3 separate regions of the Homo sapiens genome follow, and all the other regions are linked to region 1. A link is a loop called in an ENCODE intact Hi-C map of the cell type or tissue named here. Cell type or tissue: dorsolateral prefrontal cortex. All regions are shown on one strand. Region 1 holds the start of PCSK2 (proprotein convertase subtilisin/kexin type 2). Region 2 overlaps PCSK2 (proprotein convertase subtilisin/kexin type 2). Region 3 overlaps PCSK2 (proprotein convertase subtilisin/kexin type 2).

Region 1 (5,000 bases):
TGTTACAGATACAAAAGTAAATAAATGAAAAGAAGCTCCAGGTATTGGTGATTTTTATATCTCGTGCTGTCAATCTGTTTGTGTCAGTTATTATTTTTTCAAGTACACAAAACTGATAAATATGAGACCATTTGGGGGAGGTTACACAAAAATAAGTATGCCTGTTGGCCACAATATGTTATTAAATAGTATTGTGGTCCTCAGCATTTCTCAAACTATTGATGATGCTTCCTACATTACAGCGTATGTTTTCACAACTCTTTTGAAATTATAGACTTTGGCTCTGAGGTATCTAATCCAACAGTCTCTTTTCACAGATAGAAAGATAGAGACTTTGAGAGGTGCAATATGTTGGCCCACAGCCAAGTGGTATACATACCTAGTACTAGCAGAGCCTGCAATAGGGTCCCTGGCAACAGGCTTCTAGGTCTATCCTCAAAATGTGCTGCTGCCATTCTCTCTACTGTCCACCTTGACTATTGTTATTGGAAAAAGGAGTTTGAGAAATAGTTGTCTAAAAGAGCAATTTGTGTGCACACATGGGTGTGTATTAGCATTTCAAATAACAATGTATCAATAGATATCCAAGGGATAAATACATTTCCTCTTCCACTTGCTTACTACATTGTTGTGTATTGAAAATTTAGTATTTGAATAACCAAAAAAATTATCTTTCCATTTGCTATTCTGTCCTGACAATATTATGATGAGCTGTATTTTATGTAAACCACTAAAGAGGACTTATTTTAATTAGTCATTCAGGTTTTATATCATTTCTGGCCAATTTTACACAGTTTTAGTTATTTAAAATGTAGCTATATGAGATTCAACATTTACCAGCATTTCATATTTGGAAACTATTTAAGAAATGAAGTGGCCAGGCGCAGTGGCTCACGCCTGTAATCCCAGCACTTTGGGAGGCCAAGGCGGGTGGATCACAAGGTCAGGAGATAGAGACCATACTGACTAACACGGTGAAACATGAAAACCTTGTGTTATAATCAAACGGATGGACTATGAGGGGGTAAGCTGTTAAACAATAGAGTAATAGAAAGGGGGAACAAAGGCAGAAATGAGCCTCTGAGCAGTAGTGAGCTGAGGGGCCCAGAGTTGATCTGTTTCCCTTTATTAATACTTTCACCGTGTTAATACTTTTCCAGAAACCTTGCCTCCACCATGGCCCTAAGTCCTAACAGATAGCTTAATTTTCTTAGAGGAATTCAAATAACAATAATAAATAATGTCACATAGACTTCTAATGTTTTAATAAAAACCTTCAGCAACGCCCACATTTTTACGTGACAATTTTTTAAAGGGCTATGAGGGAGCCAACTATGTCAGCAAACAGACATGCTCTGAAGACAGGGTGGTCCATGGCATTCAAAGTGTATTCATTTCTACCGATGGTGCTTTTCTTGCATAGGTTCTGACTTGTGTAGATTTGGACTTCAAGCTAAAATAAAAAGAGAGGAATATGTGTATACATGAGAATGTGTGTGTAACGTGTCGATGGTATAAATAGTCTCTTCCTCTCTCTCTGAATTGCATGCACTTAAGCCCCTAAGAAAAGATCTCTTACCTCTTATCTAAGTAAAGCAGAATTTTGAGCTTTGAAGCTAAATGATACAATGAGATCAGTGTAAATACTCTTTAACACAACAATATTTGAGTAGCTTTGAAACAGTCGTCCTCATTTCGTTACATACAGAACGTTCGTGCTTCCTCCCTCTCAGGCAAGAAGCGGAGTCCGTCGTCAGCAGTTAGCAGAGTCCAGTGCGAGTGCACGTTTCTTAACCGGATAACTTAGTTGCCCCTGCCCCCCGTCGCTGCGCCCGAATTCGCCTCCAGTAGAAGACGTTCAGCGGGCGACTTGGCCCGGCGCCTGGGATCGGTGGCTATGCGTTCCCCAACTAGCACCCTCGCTGTCCTTGTGCAGTGGAACGTCCCCAGGTCTGAGAATGCACCTCCCGCCGTGTCCACCCCGGCCGCGTCTCTCCTGAAGGCAGATCTTGGAGGTGCAGCCAGGACTCCTAGAGGAGCCTCCTCCAGTCACCATCGCGGGTGGGGCGAGCCGGGTCTCCTGCTGGGCTTCCCAGCCGCTTCGCTCCGGACCTGCCTGGAGCCTACAAAAAACAAGGGCTCGTCCTTGCACTCTCGCCCCCCATGGATCACCCCTAGAAGGTGCTTTCCCCAACCCTCCTGGTGCCAAGGAGAGCAAACCTCCCCGGGGATTTGCCCAAAGTGGTGGGAGGAGGGTTAATATTTGCTTTGTTATTCGGATAAGGGGAGGCAAGTATGCCTTGGGTGTGTGTGTGTGTGTTTGAGAGAGAGAGAAAGAGAGAGAGAGAGAGAGAGAGGTGTTTTTGCAGCGGGAAACAAGCAGGAAGAGGCACAGAGGCCGGCGCCCCTGCTCCCCTCGGGGCCTCTGAGAGCGGCACACACCGTAATTCCCTTCCCAGAGCCTACAGATTCCCACAAACAATGACATCACTCCGCCGCCGCTGGCCTGATTACAGCTGGGGGGATTTTCCTGGGCGCGCGGCGGGCCAGGCTGAGATGGGGGAGCTCTCCGGTGCTGAAAGGGGCGGGGGCGCGGGCTCGCTGCGCTGCGCTGCGCTGCGCTGCGCCCCCAGAAGGCGGAGGCGGCCGGGCCGGGCCGGGCCGGGGGTGGGCGGGGGCGGGCCCGGGGCGGCCCAGGGCGGGGCCCGCCGCTTCCCCCGCCCTCATTGGCCGCTGGCGGACTCACGTCACCCGAGCTGGTGCTCTCCCCCAGCCCCTAGGGAATTGGAGCTGAGGAGGAGCTGAAAATGCAGATTTAGCATCAAGCACAGACCTACACTCGCTCTTTCTCTCCGGTACACACAGCTCCCCACATTCGCACCCCTGCCCGCGCGCCGGGCCGCCTGACTGCACGGCTTCCCCTCCAGCCAGATGCTGGAGAACACACACTGATTCGCTGCTTTCCAAGACCCTGTTCAGTCTCTTTCTCTATACAAAGATTTTTTTAAAAACTATATATAAGAATTCTTTATTTGCACCCTCCCTCCGAGTCCCCTGCTCCGCCAGCCTGCGCGCCTCCTAGCACCACTTTTCACTCCCAAAGAAGGATGAAGGGTGGTTGTGTCTCCCAGTGGAAGGCGGCCGCCGGGTTCCTCTTCTGTGTCATGGTTTTTGCATCTGCTGAGCGACCGGTCTTCACGAATCATTTTCTTGTGGAGTTGCATAAAGGGGGAGAGGACAAAGCTCGCCAAGTTGCAGCAGAACACGGCTTTGGAGTCCGAAAGGTAAGCTCTCCCATGCATTTCGCATGTTGTTTCAAAACGGGGGGACGGGGGGGCAGCCCTGCGCAATCTCATTGCAGATTTGCAAGTTTTCTCTCTTTCTCATGCGATGCAGATATTCTGCCATGGGCTCTTTAACACGATATTGCCTCCGGTGATCTTTCACCGGTTATGTAATTAAAATGTCCTTCATCTGTACTAGTAAGGTCATCAAAATAATTTACTGCTCTTTGACTTGATGGCGAAAATAGGATAACACCTTTCACAGGATGCCATGCTCCGGGGATGCTGTCCGAGGTACCAAGTTCTCGAGGCTGCCTGGGGATGGAGGGATGAAGCCCTGAACAGCTAAGCCTGGCGTTGGCTACTTGGCCAGGGAAGTCTCCCCCACCCCCATCCCCCGGAGAAAGAATAGTTTCCTACAGACGAGGCTGGACGTTTGGACACTGCAATTCACCTCGGTGTTTCTCCCACCCCGCGCCGGGAGGACTTCCCTCCCAGGGACTTCGGTCCCTGCTCCTCTCCGGGAACAACGGCTTCCTGACTCTAGATTTGGAAAGAAACTGGTCTCTAAAATCGGGGCGGAACTTCTGCGCCCTCACCCCCGCCCACGACCGCCCACCCCTGGAGCGCACTTCTGGTTGGCTCCCTAGTTCTCAACTCCCGGCTACAGGAGCTGGAGAGGTGGATTTTGAGGGGGATTCCCTACGGAGAAGTCGAGGTGTCCTCTCCTGATGCGTGGGCGGCCAGCCTGGCTTTCCCACTAGAGCGTGGGGATCCCCATTCCAAGAAGTTGCCAGAGTTCGACAGTTTGAGCAGATAGGTGAGCCTCCCAGCTTTGGACACCTTGGATCTCCTTTGGAGACTCCAGGGTACTCATCCTGGGAGGACAGAGAGAAGGGCGCTGGGTGGGGGCTGTGGCTGACCTGCGTGTCTCTCCTGCAAAAGATGTATCAGGGTTCTCCAGTGTCCTTAGGGGACCTGGCGCAGGCTGGGGTGGAGTGTGGGTGCAGAGAGAAGGTGGGGCGAGGGGAACCCAAAGGACAGAGATGTGGCTACCAGAGGGCTGGGTGGAGGTCCCTGAGATTTTAGGCTCCATCTCGCTCCTGATCCCAGGAAGAGAGAGGAGTGAGATGAGCGGTGGGTGCTTTTGGTTATTGGTTTTGCCTTGAAGGGCCGCGCAGACCGAAGCTCTTATTAGTCTCTTCTGTCCTGACTTCCCAAGCCTCCCGCCTCTCTCCCAGCCACCGCCAGGGCTCCTCCAGGTGTGGGGGCCTCTCCCTCCTCCTAAGGGCGTAGGCAGTACCGGAATTTCGACCCCAGAAGGGTCTGGCGACGAGTTTGACAGAGGTCTGGGAAGAGGCTCTGGGTCCGCCGGTGGCGCGCGGGCGGGTCTTGCGGAAAGGAACTTGTTGCTCTGGAAAGCGTGGGTGGAGCAGGGGAAAGAAGGCGCCGGCGGAGGGAGCACCCCGCTGTGGTTTTGGCCCGTGGCCTGCCGGCTGTTTTGAGAGACACCAACACAATAAAGAAGCCGACCTTCCTTCTTCACTCCCCCCCACCCCAAACTTGGCAAGACCCAGGACCCAAACGCCATTATAAAATATAATAGTGATTATTATTAGTTATACGGAAGCTTACGTGCTGGAGTCCTTACATAGATTTTTACTTAATCTTCTCAACATCTCTGAGGAGGCTACTATCATTATTGAGCCTATGGCC
Region 2 (5,000 bases), 200 kb after region 1:
GAGAGTGCAAAAACAGACACCACATAAAAGGAACCCTAATATATGATTAAGATAGCAATAAAAACAATAAGGAAATGATGGAGTGAAGGTATTCAATAAATGTGATAACTATGCACATGGGGAGAAATAGGCACCCACACCACATACTGAGCATAAATAAATTCCAGGAGAATGAAAGACCTAAATGGATATAAATCTTTTAGGAAAAAATAAAGAAAAACATCTTTATGATCATGACATAGGGACTGATTTCTTCCCTTTTCTCCCCAATTGATTTAGAAGTTTATTTTGCCAAGGTTAAGGGTCATGACCCATGACACAGCCTCAGGAGGTCCTGAGAACAGGTGCCCAAGGTGGTTGAGTCAGAGCTTGATTTTATATGTTTTAGGGAGACATAAGACATTAATCAATACATGTGAAGTAGACATTGGCTTGGTCTGGAAAGGCAGGACATCTTGAAGCAGGGGCTTCCAGGTTATAGGTAGATTCAAAGATTTTCTGATTGGCAATTGGTTGAATTATTACCTAAAGACCTGGAATCAATAGAAAGGTGTGTCTGGGTTAAGATAAGGGTTTGTGGAGACCAGGGTTCTTTTTATGTAGATGAATCTCCTAAGTGGCCACTCTTAGAGGCAATAGATGACAGATGATTCCTGTTCAGACCTTTAAAAGGTGCTAGACTCTCAGCTAATCTCTCCAGGATTGGAAAAAGATCTGGAAAGGGCAGAGGATTCTCTACAGAATGTAAATTAGGGATGGATTTCTTAAGCCACTAAACCACATGGAAAAATAAATGATTAATAAAGCTGGCTACATTAAAATTAAACACTTTTGTACAAAAAAAAAAGTCACAATAAATAAATTTGGAAGACAAGCCACAGACTAGAAGACGTGCAGCAAATTTTATGGAAAAAAAGGCTTAATATAGAAAATTTGTAAAGAACAGCTACAAATCAATGAAAAATAAATAAATACCCTTGTAGAAGAAATGGGCCAAGGTTATTAACAGGAAATTCACAGAAAAGAAAATCTAAGCCAAATAGCCTATGAAAAGATTACCTTGCTAGTGATGAGGAAATGCAAAATGAAACAATAACATACCATTTCACACCAACTGGACTAGCAAAAATGGTAACATTCAACAATGATCAATGTTGAAAAGGATTGAGCAACAGGATTGCTCACACCTTGAAGGAGGTAGTACATAGCCATATAACCTGTTTTAAATCCTACAAGAAGACCTCAGAGAAACTATTCCTTATGGGTACATGGAAATAATAAACAAGAATGTTTCTTTTCAAATTATTTGTAATAGCAAGCAAATTGCAAACAAATTAAATACCTATCATTAGAAGTATAAATAAATAAATCACAGCATATTTATAAATGGACTACTACACAGCACTAAAAATGGATGAACTAGAATTCACAAGTTAACTTCAGAAAATGTAGCAAATGAAGCCAATTTTACATAGATCATACACTAGGAAATTTTATACAGTTTGAAACATGCAAAGAGTGACATGTATGCTTATGCATACCTGATTATAAGTTCATAAAAATGTTCTGAACAGCAAATTTAGTACACTTGTTACCTCTGAGGAAGCAAAGAGGGGAAGGAATGGCATCAGAGAGGGCCTCAAATTGTATCTGTAAAGATTTATGTTGTTTCTTGGCGCGGAGGGGGTTGTTTTTTGTTTTTTGAGACAGAGTCTCACTCTGTCGCCCAGGCTGGAGTGCAGTGGCTCCGTCTCGGCTCACTGTGACCTCCGCCTCTCTGGTTCATGCGATTCTCCTGCCTCAGCCTCCTGAGTAGCTGAGATTACAGGCACGCGCCACCACGCCTGGCTAATTTTTGTATTTTTAGTAGAGACAGGGTTTCACCATGTTGGTCAGGCTGGTCTCAAACTCCTGACCTCGTGATCTACCCACCTCAGCCTCCCAAAGTGCTGGGATTACAGGCGTGAGCCACAGCGCCCAGCCTTTTATTTTTATTTGAGACAGTCTCATTCTGTCACCCAGGCTGGAGTGCAGTGGCGTAATCTTGGCACACTGTAACCTCCGACTCCTAGGTTCAAGCAATTCTCATGTCTCAGCCTCCCGAGTAGCTAGAACTACAGAGACAGGCCACCATACCTGGCTAATTTTTTTGTGTTTTTAGTAGAGACGGGGTTTCCAGGCTGGTCTTGAACTCCTGATCTCAAGCAATACGCCCACCTTGGCCTCCCAAAGTGCTGGGATTACAGGAGTGAGCCACCACACCCAGCCTATAAAGAATTATGTTTTTCTAAAAATAATCCAAAGTAAGAAAAATGTTTGGCTTTGATAGACTTGGATGGTGGCTATATGAGAGTCATCATACTATTCACTGAAATTGTCTATATTTTTTTAAATATTTCATAATTTCACATATTTAAATAATAAGCCTGAGCCAAAATGGAAACCCCAAAGTGTCAGACAGGCCCATTCACCATTAAAAGACCCACTTCTACACACCAGCCTCAAAGTGCGCATTAAATAAACGAATGCCAAAAGTCCATCATGCACCCTGCACACACCTAGTGAGAGGGTAGGGGAATTCGACCACTAGACAAGGCAGCCATTTTTTTTCTGTTCATCAAAGACTGCTTTGTACTGATCCTTGTCACCCAACATCTCTTTTTGTGGGATCCTTCAAATTAGTTTATGTCACTTATTATTAGAATTTATCCTTCCAAAACAGTTTATCGAGTAGGATCTAATAAAATTATAGGAATAATCAATAGGAATAAGATTAAAATGTGCTAGTTCATGTTATCCTAGTAGCTGTAACAAATAAATCTTGGCCCTGAAATATTAGTGGCTTAGCGGCTTAGCACCAAAAGAAGTGTATCACTCACCCACCAGTCCATCTCTGTGTTCCTGGTGGAGCAGCTCTCCTCTAAGCAGTGATTAGGGGATGCAGACTCCTTTCATCTTTGGCATAGGTTTCCAATGTTCCTGGGCTTTTTTGCATCAAACTACTTGAGGGGAAAGAGAGTGAATAATTGCCCAAGGGTAATTTTTATGGGCCAGGTTAACAAATAGCATTTACCCATCTGCTCACATATTTGCCATAACTCAGTCACATGGCCACATACAAGTGCAAGGGAGGATGGGAGCCTTACTGCAGCCTGGGGAGAAAAGAGAATGACTGGTGACCATTTAGCATTTTCTGCCACCAACAAAAACCATGTTACAGAGTGAGAGACAATACTGTACCAGAATACCTAGTTGAATGGTGATATGGTTTGACTCTGTGTCTCCACTGAAATCTCATCTTGAATTGTAATTGCCATAATCCCCATGTGTCAAGGGCAAGACCAGGTGGAGGTAACTGAATCATGGGGTCAGTTTCCCCCATGCGGTTCTCATGATAATGAGTGAGTCTTACAAGATCTGATGGTTTTATAAGCATCTGGCATTTCCCCTGCTGGCACTCATTTACTCCTTCCTGCCACCCTGTGAAGAGGTGCCTTCCACCATGATTTTAAGTTTCCTAAGGCCTCCCAAGCAATGCTGAACTGTAAGTCAATTAACCCTCTTTCCTTTATAAATTACCCAGTCTCTGGTATTTCTTCATAGCAGTGTGAAAACAGACTAATATGGGTATTAGCAAATGACTGAACTAAGAAACCAGCAAAAGCAGATTTAATTACTTAGTTACTTTTTGTTTTAGTCATGGTTCTCCAGAGAACAGAACCAGTAGGATGTGTATACATATAAAAAGAGGTTCATTATAAGGAATTGGCTCACCTAAGTCTGGAGACTGGCAAGTCCAAAATCTGCAGGGTGAGCCAGCAGGCTGGAGACCCTGAGAGCCAATGGTCCAGCTTGAGTCTGAAGGTAGCCTGCTATAGAACCAGGAAGATCCAACGTTACAGGTGAAGTCCAAAGACAGTCTTCCAGAGAATTCTCTCTTCTCAGAGAAGGCCAGATCTTTTGTCTATTTAAACCTTCAAGTGATTGGATGAGGCCCACGCACATTATGGAGGACAAGCTGCTCTAGTCAATGTCCACAAATTGAAATGTGAGTCTCATCCAAAATACCCTTGCAGCAACACCTAGAATAATGTCTGACTGAATGTCTGGATACCTCGTGGCCCAGCCATATTGACAAATGAAATTAACCGTTACAATTTTAATCTGCATGTTTCTAATAGGATTACATGATAGTTAAAGATCATGGTTAAGAGCAGGGCTTTGGAAGCAGCAGACCTGAGTTTGAATTCTTGTCCTGCCTCCTATTTGAGAAGTGACTTCACATCTATCTAAGCTTCAGTTTTCTCATCTTTAAAATGGGGATAATAATAGGCTGTTGTGAGGATTTAATAGGATAATACATGTAACTCTCTCAGCACAGGGCCCATCTCATAGTAGGTGCTGGTAAAAGAGGTTGTTTTATTCATATTGCTGGATATATCTAACACTATTCCCTAAGTGTAGTACATATATAAATACATGCTTTTGGCTGGAAAAACTAAGTGAGATGATCAAATCACTCTGATGGAAAAGCCAGCAGTGTGGATGGAAAAGGTGTGCCTGTTCTTTCTCTCAGGAAATCCACAGGGTTGCGCACAGGGCCTCAGGTTTTCATTTGGACACCCCAGCAGCCCCTCAATACAGGCTATTCACAAAAGCCCCAATACAGTCACCCTGACAGTCCAGCTGTGAACCCTGGCTCCCCACACGTGAGCCATGGTGTCCCTCTAGCCTTGTTCATTCATTGTGTCAGTAATCTACTGCCATGATAACGCTGCATAACAAATTATTCCAGAATTCAGTAGCTTGAAACAATAAGCATTGATTATTGCTCCCAAGTCTATAGTTTGGCTGGAAAGTTCTATTGATCTGGACCAGGCTAGGCTTGTCTTGGCTGAGCTCACCCTTGTCTCCCTGGTCAGCTGGCAGGTTGCTGGGGGCTGATTGGTTTAGGATGACCTCACTCACATGTTGATGGATTACTGTTGACTGGGGTGTCA
Region 3 (5,000 bases), 210 kb after region 1:
GCCCCCACTAGGTATCACACTGATCTCAAGGCTGACTGTGGCCCAGCAAAAAATCCCACTGGTGCAGAAAAGCTAGGATCCACAGATTTGGCACAAGTGAAAAAAATTTTTTTCTTTTAACCTGCATAACAATATCAATAGTTTTAAATTTTTAATTTAAGCATAATATAAATTCAAAAAAGTTAACAAATCATAAATAAGCTAATGACTTTTCCCAAACTGGCCATACCCATACAGTGATCAGGAAACAAAATGTAACCAGCACCCCAAACATGTCCCCTTCCAGTTACTACTCTGACACCCAAGAATAATCATGATCTTGTTTTTTAACAGCAAAAAAAAAATGGTTATTGCCAGTTTTTGAAATTTATATAAATAGAATTGTCAGTCACTACTCTTCTGTGTCAGTGTCAATAACATTTTAATGAGTCTCAAATATAGACTATAGAATACAAGGTGGTGTGTATAAATTATTTGTAAACATACTCAGAGCTCTTCAAAATGTTTTGCACAATGGAACTCATCTTTAAAAAGAGAAATTCTGCCTAGAACCTTTTTCTTACATTTCATTGGGTAGGATATTTAAGAATTTCCTATTGATGGAGCCTTTAGAAATAAGAGTGGCAAGTCACTGGAAATTTAGAACCCAATATCCCTCCCCTCTCAGAAAAAAAAAGAGAGAGAGACACAGACAGAGACAGAGACTGAGAGATTCATAAGCTTTCAACGAGATGTCTGAGAATGGAGTGGCACCAGTCTTTTTCCAAGTTTTGCATCAAATTGATTCTTAATTTATTCAGGCTGAGTCACCCAACCTTGTTTTTCTTTTTTCTTTTCTTTTTTGTTTACAACTGTCCTGATATTTTCTTTTCCTGGCAATTTAATGGAACCATAAACCTACTTTCTGCTGACACTCCATTTCCATGGAACTAAATAAAGCAAAGGTAACCTATACAAACCCACTATTAACCTCTTTTCAACACTGTTTGCTAAGAGGCTTGCCTGAACTGGGTGCTGAATGTCACAAAAGAATACATCTGGAGGTTTCTAAAATGTAAATAGAGGAGGCTTAGCCCCTGGGTTTCAGCTCTCTTTACTTTGTGCACATCCAAAATGCTGGCATTAAAATGTCAGGAGCCATTATGAGCTCAGGGGAAAGAATATCACTCGGTTAATATTTTATAAGCCAGGCTCAGACCTGGGATGGAATCTAAGGGAGGCGGGTTCTCTACTCACAGGACAGAACTGGAAGCAACTGAAAAATTCAAACCTGAATTTCTTGTTCACACACCCAAGGTAACTGGTTTTTGGAACAAAGTAAAATGACCACCTGCAAAAGTTAAAAGAGTTAGGGGGAGCTCACAGCTTTCTGGAGGTTCCTGGGAGCTTCTTTTTCCATCTCCTTCTTTTCCTTTTTTCCTCTTCTCTTATTATTTGCACTCTGAAAACACCTGAGCATTGAGTGCTCATCAAATGTATCTAATTCTCCTGCTGTCTTAGTTTGCTCTGCCTAAAAGCAAAACCTGAGACAAGGATTCCGGGCAAGCAGTTAATGTGGGAGGTGGTCCCCGGAAGCCAGAGTGAGGGAGTTGGGGAAGAAGACAGGAAAGGAATGGAGGCCAACGAAGTGAGTCTCATGGACAACAGGGGCCCCGTCCTGCAGGTAATTCTCTGAGGAAGTGTGGAGAACACCCCTCAGAATTGACCCCGCTAATGTGAGGAGGCTGCGGCATTAATCTGCCAGTTCCCATCTTTCATTGTTCGGGGGTGCCGTCGGGCCTGTCCAGCCTGCCCAGCTCGCTTGAACTGAGTGGAGCTCCTTGAGCAGAGGACACCCCCAGGCAAAAAGCCAGGGAGCAGGCCAGAGGACCCGGTGGGTGCAGCAGCCTCTGCCTCGCCTGCTGAATGCAGCCTGACACCTCAAAGACGCGACTGGGCTTCTGTGAAGCCCAATGACAGCTAGGGCATCACAGCAACGTTTTGAGGTTCCAGAAACCAAGAACAGACATCCAAAGATTTTGAGCAAGGGAGGCTCCTTTCTTTCTTTTCCCACTCCCTTAGCCCCAGCTTGGCTCCCCTGTGACCACGTACGCTGGTTCTAACTACAAGGGCTGCGAGGCTCCAGTCCCATGCCTGTGCCTTAGGGAACCCAGTGTCCTCTGGCTCCCTGGGGCGTCAGCATGAATTCTTGAGGAAGCACTGGGGAATTACTCATGGATTACAAAAACAGCAGAGTTTATCTTACAAATTTAAGGAAAACATTTTATTCATCCTGGCTGGCAATTCCAAAAGTTGGCTGGTTTTTAATTATTTGCTAAAAATGAGCCAAACCCTCCAGAGAATCTTTCCATTCGGGAGCTTTCTGGGCTAAGGAGGTCTAAAGCGCCACCTGGTGGCCAACTCGGATCGTTGCTGGTCTCAAAGTCGAGGTGTTCGTTCGTTACAGGTTAGGGGGGCGCCCCTGTGATGTCTGAGGTCCTTCCCCAGCACCCCTCCACGCTGTCTCCAGAAAAAGCCCAAAGTTAAAATGTGGTTGAATCTTAACCCAGGGATTCAAAAAAGAAGAGTGGAGATTGTAAATTGAGTCCTCTGAACAGAAGAGAGCATTGAGCATCTCTGCATCTACCTGAGTTCCTCTTCTGTTCATAAATTTTTCTCATTTTTCCATCAAGGCTCCTGTCTTTTTCTTGTTGATTTGTAGGCATTCTTGGTGTGTCCCAAAGGTTAGCCCCTAACCCATTTTAATCAATGCAAAGATCTTCTCCTTCATTTCTCTTCGCGTCCGTCTTCATTTCAAACTCCGTGACATGTAGACCCGCACATACGGGATGTCCCAAAAGTCATCCTGCAGTCTTCAAGCTTTAATAACCCCAGGAACATTATTTGAAAGTTTATTTACATTTCCATTTTCACTGATTTAATTGTATAAATTTTGAAGAAAAATATTACTTTTTTTATTTTGAAAATGCCTTTATTCAAGTAACTGTCTTTTTTAAAAAGGACCCCATTCTTTCCTTCTTTCTTTTTTCATTTTAATTTTTAAGTAAACAACATCTTCAATCAAAAAGATTGAGTCAAAAATTAAAATTAAGTGTGTTATTCAAAATCCACAAAACCAAGCAAATGTACCACAAACAATGACCTTCCAAATGATGGTTTTTGCAAATTTGTCAAATGTATATTTCTGAAAATATTAAAGCTCGAGACCACATCAAGGAGTCGTAACACTGTCTCCTGCCTTCAGGCCTTTTGTGTGGTCCATAGTTACTGTGGGCACCTTCCTGTTGCAGGGGATGGAAGCTGGCGGACAGGTCCCCTGCCCCATATAGCTCACAGTCTAGGAGGAGAAAAAGACAGGGAGCAAATAAAAAAAAATCAGATAACAACTCATGAAAGAGGACAGAGAGTAACCAGGGCTCAGGGACAAGAGGCGCCTGAGGGTGGGGCTCTACAGTTCCTCACTGTTCTGGATTTCTGCAGAGACTCTCAGAGCAGCCCTAAGAGGGGGCCAGGCCAGGTGGGTTTGGTCCTATTCACCTTCCTTTTTAAACCAAAGCACACAGATTTACACACCGGGCTTCGGGATGAGATCACCTTTGATTGAAGATTTTGAAAAATATTTAAAAACCACACTGTTGACCATTGTGAAAATGCCGTGAAATTTCTCTACCAGCTATGAAGTGCTTTCACATATTATTATCACTATTATTATTGGCCAATGAATCTCATAACACTGCAGATAAACATATTTTATCTGAGCTTTTCAATAAACAAGTAAAAATCACTGTAAGTACAATGACTAACATGAGTTTTCAGAACCTAAAACCTGGATGAGCATGAATTTCCTCCTTATCATCCAGAGCTAATATTCATGAGCACAAAAAGTGGCATTGATGAGCACCGAAGTTTGTGGGCAGATGTAGTATTTACTGGAGGCAGGGACAGGCACACCTTGTGCAACAGGAGCAGAGGCAGAGAGGGTGCAGCTCAAATCCCCTGGACATGCAGCCCCCGGGGCACCAGGGCTAGCCACAGTGCATGCTGCACAGGCAGACAGAGAAGGCTCTAAATGAATGGAAGAGACCCACAGAGTCACCTCTACTCATTAATGTGCTGTGCAGGCCTGCCTGGGGTCAGATAGAAACACTTGATGTGTGCCTGTGTCTGTTCTTGCCCATCAAATACACATATCAGCATTGTTAGGGATGTGAAGACACAGACTCCTAGCTCCTTTGATTTCTCTCTCTCTCTCTCTCTCTCTCTCTCCCCCCACTTCCTTCCCTCCTCCTCCTCCCCCCCTTCCTCCCTCTCTCCCTCTCTCTCTTCCTCCCCTCCTCCTCCCCCCCCCTTCCTACTTCTCTCCCTTTCCTCTCTCTTTCCCTCTCCTCTCCCTCTCTCTCTACCTTCTCTCTCCTACACTCTCCCTCTCTCCCTCTCCTCTCTCCCTGTCCTCTCCCTCTCTCTCTACCTTCTCTCTCTCTCCTACACTCTCCCTCTCTCCCTCTCCTCTCTCTCTGTCCTCTCCTTCTCTCTCTACCTTCTCTCTCTCTCCCACTCTCTCCTTCTCCTCTCCCTTTCTCTCTACCTGTTCTCCCTCTGCCTCTCTCTATCCCATTCTCTTTGTCTCTCTCCCTCTATCTACGCTCTCTCTCTCTCTCTCTCCCAGTCTGTCTGCCTCTCTCCCTCTCTCTCTCCTTCTCTCCCTCTCTCTCACTCGGTCTACTCTCTGTCTCCACCCCACATTCCCCTGTAGCTCCTAGAGCATCCAGGGGCAGAGGAGAGGCCTTCCCTAAAAACCCTTGGGTCACGCTGAGCCTCTGTCTTGGCTTGGTGCAGTTGCTTGCAAAATTAATACTGTATCTCATTCAATTAATGCATGCCTCATTCCTCTTGAGCTTAACAAGATTAAAAGAATGTCGGGTGCCTGGTCCCTGAATATGAATGAGAGACTTGCTCTCAGCCTGTGGCCACCCTATAATGTTAAAACAGTCAGAAGATTA

The links. Peaks named below come from ENCODE experiments on the same cell type or tissue, not always from the same donor. Only the 100,000 strongest peaks of a DNase experiment are listed, where the experiment ranks them.
Region 2: a loop joins it to region 1, with 2.7 times the contacts of the local background. A loop is called at or near these places in 6 of 110 quality-filtered maps.
Region 3: it touches region 1 in a loop (2.9-fold over the local background); 6 of 110 quality-filtered maps call a loop at or near these places.

The regions. Positions count from the first base shown.
Region 1 is chr20:17,224,199-17,229,198 of GRCh38, forward strand. It overlaps PCSK2 (proprotein convertase subtilisin/kexin type 2), which reads left to right and starts at 2,842. Exons shown (of 12, transcript NM_002594.5): 1 at 2,842-3,284. The coding sequence starts at 3,108. In dorsolateral prefrontal cortex, no CTCF peak of the experiment used is centred here; DNase peaks (open chromatin) are centred at 1,953, 2,503, 2,803, 4,673 and 3 weaker places; H3K4me3 peaks cover 3,802 bases; H3K27ac peaks cover 2,660 bases; H3K27me3 peaks cover 2,334 bases.
Region 2 is chr20:17,422,808-17,427,807 of GRCh38, forward strand. All of the region lies in intron 6 of PCSK2 (proprotein convertase subtilisin/kexin type 2), which reads left to right. Among named protein-coding and RNA genes, the nearest start is that of BFSP1, 110 kb to the right of the region's middle. In dorsolateral prefrontal cortex, no CTCF peak of the experiment used is centred here; no DNase peak of the experiment used is centred here; H3K27ac peaks cover 823 bases.
Region 3 is chr20:17,429,548-17,434,547 of GRCh38, forward strand. All of the region lies in intron 7 of PCSK2 (proprotein convertase subtilisin/kexin type 2), which reads left to right. Among named protein-coding and RNA genes, the nearest start is that of BFSP1, 99 kb to the right of the region's middle. RefSeq lists an enhancer at 1,371-1,877. In dorsolateral prefrontal cortex, CTCF peaks have their summits at 2,398 (motif pointing left) and 2,604; DNase peaks (open chromatin) are centred at 2,128 and 2,414; H3K27ac peaks cover 1,160 bases.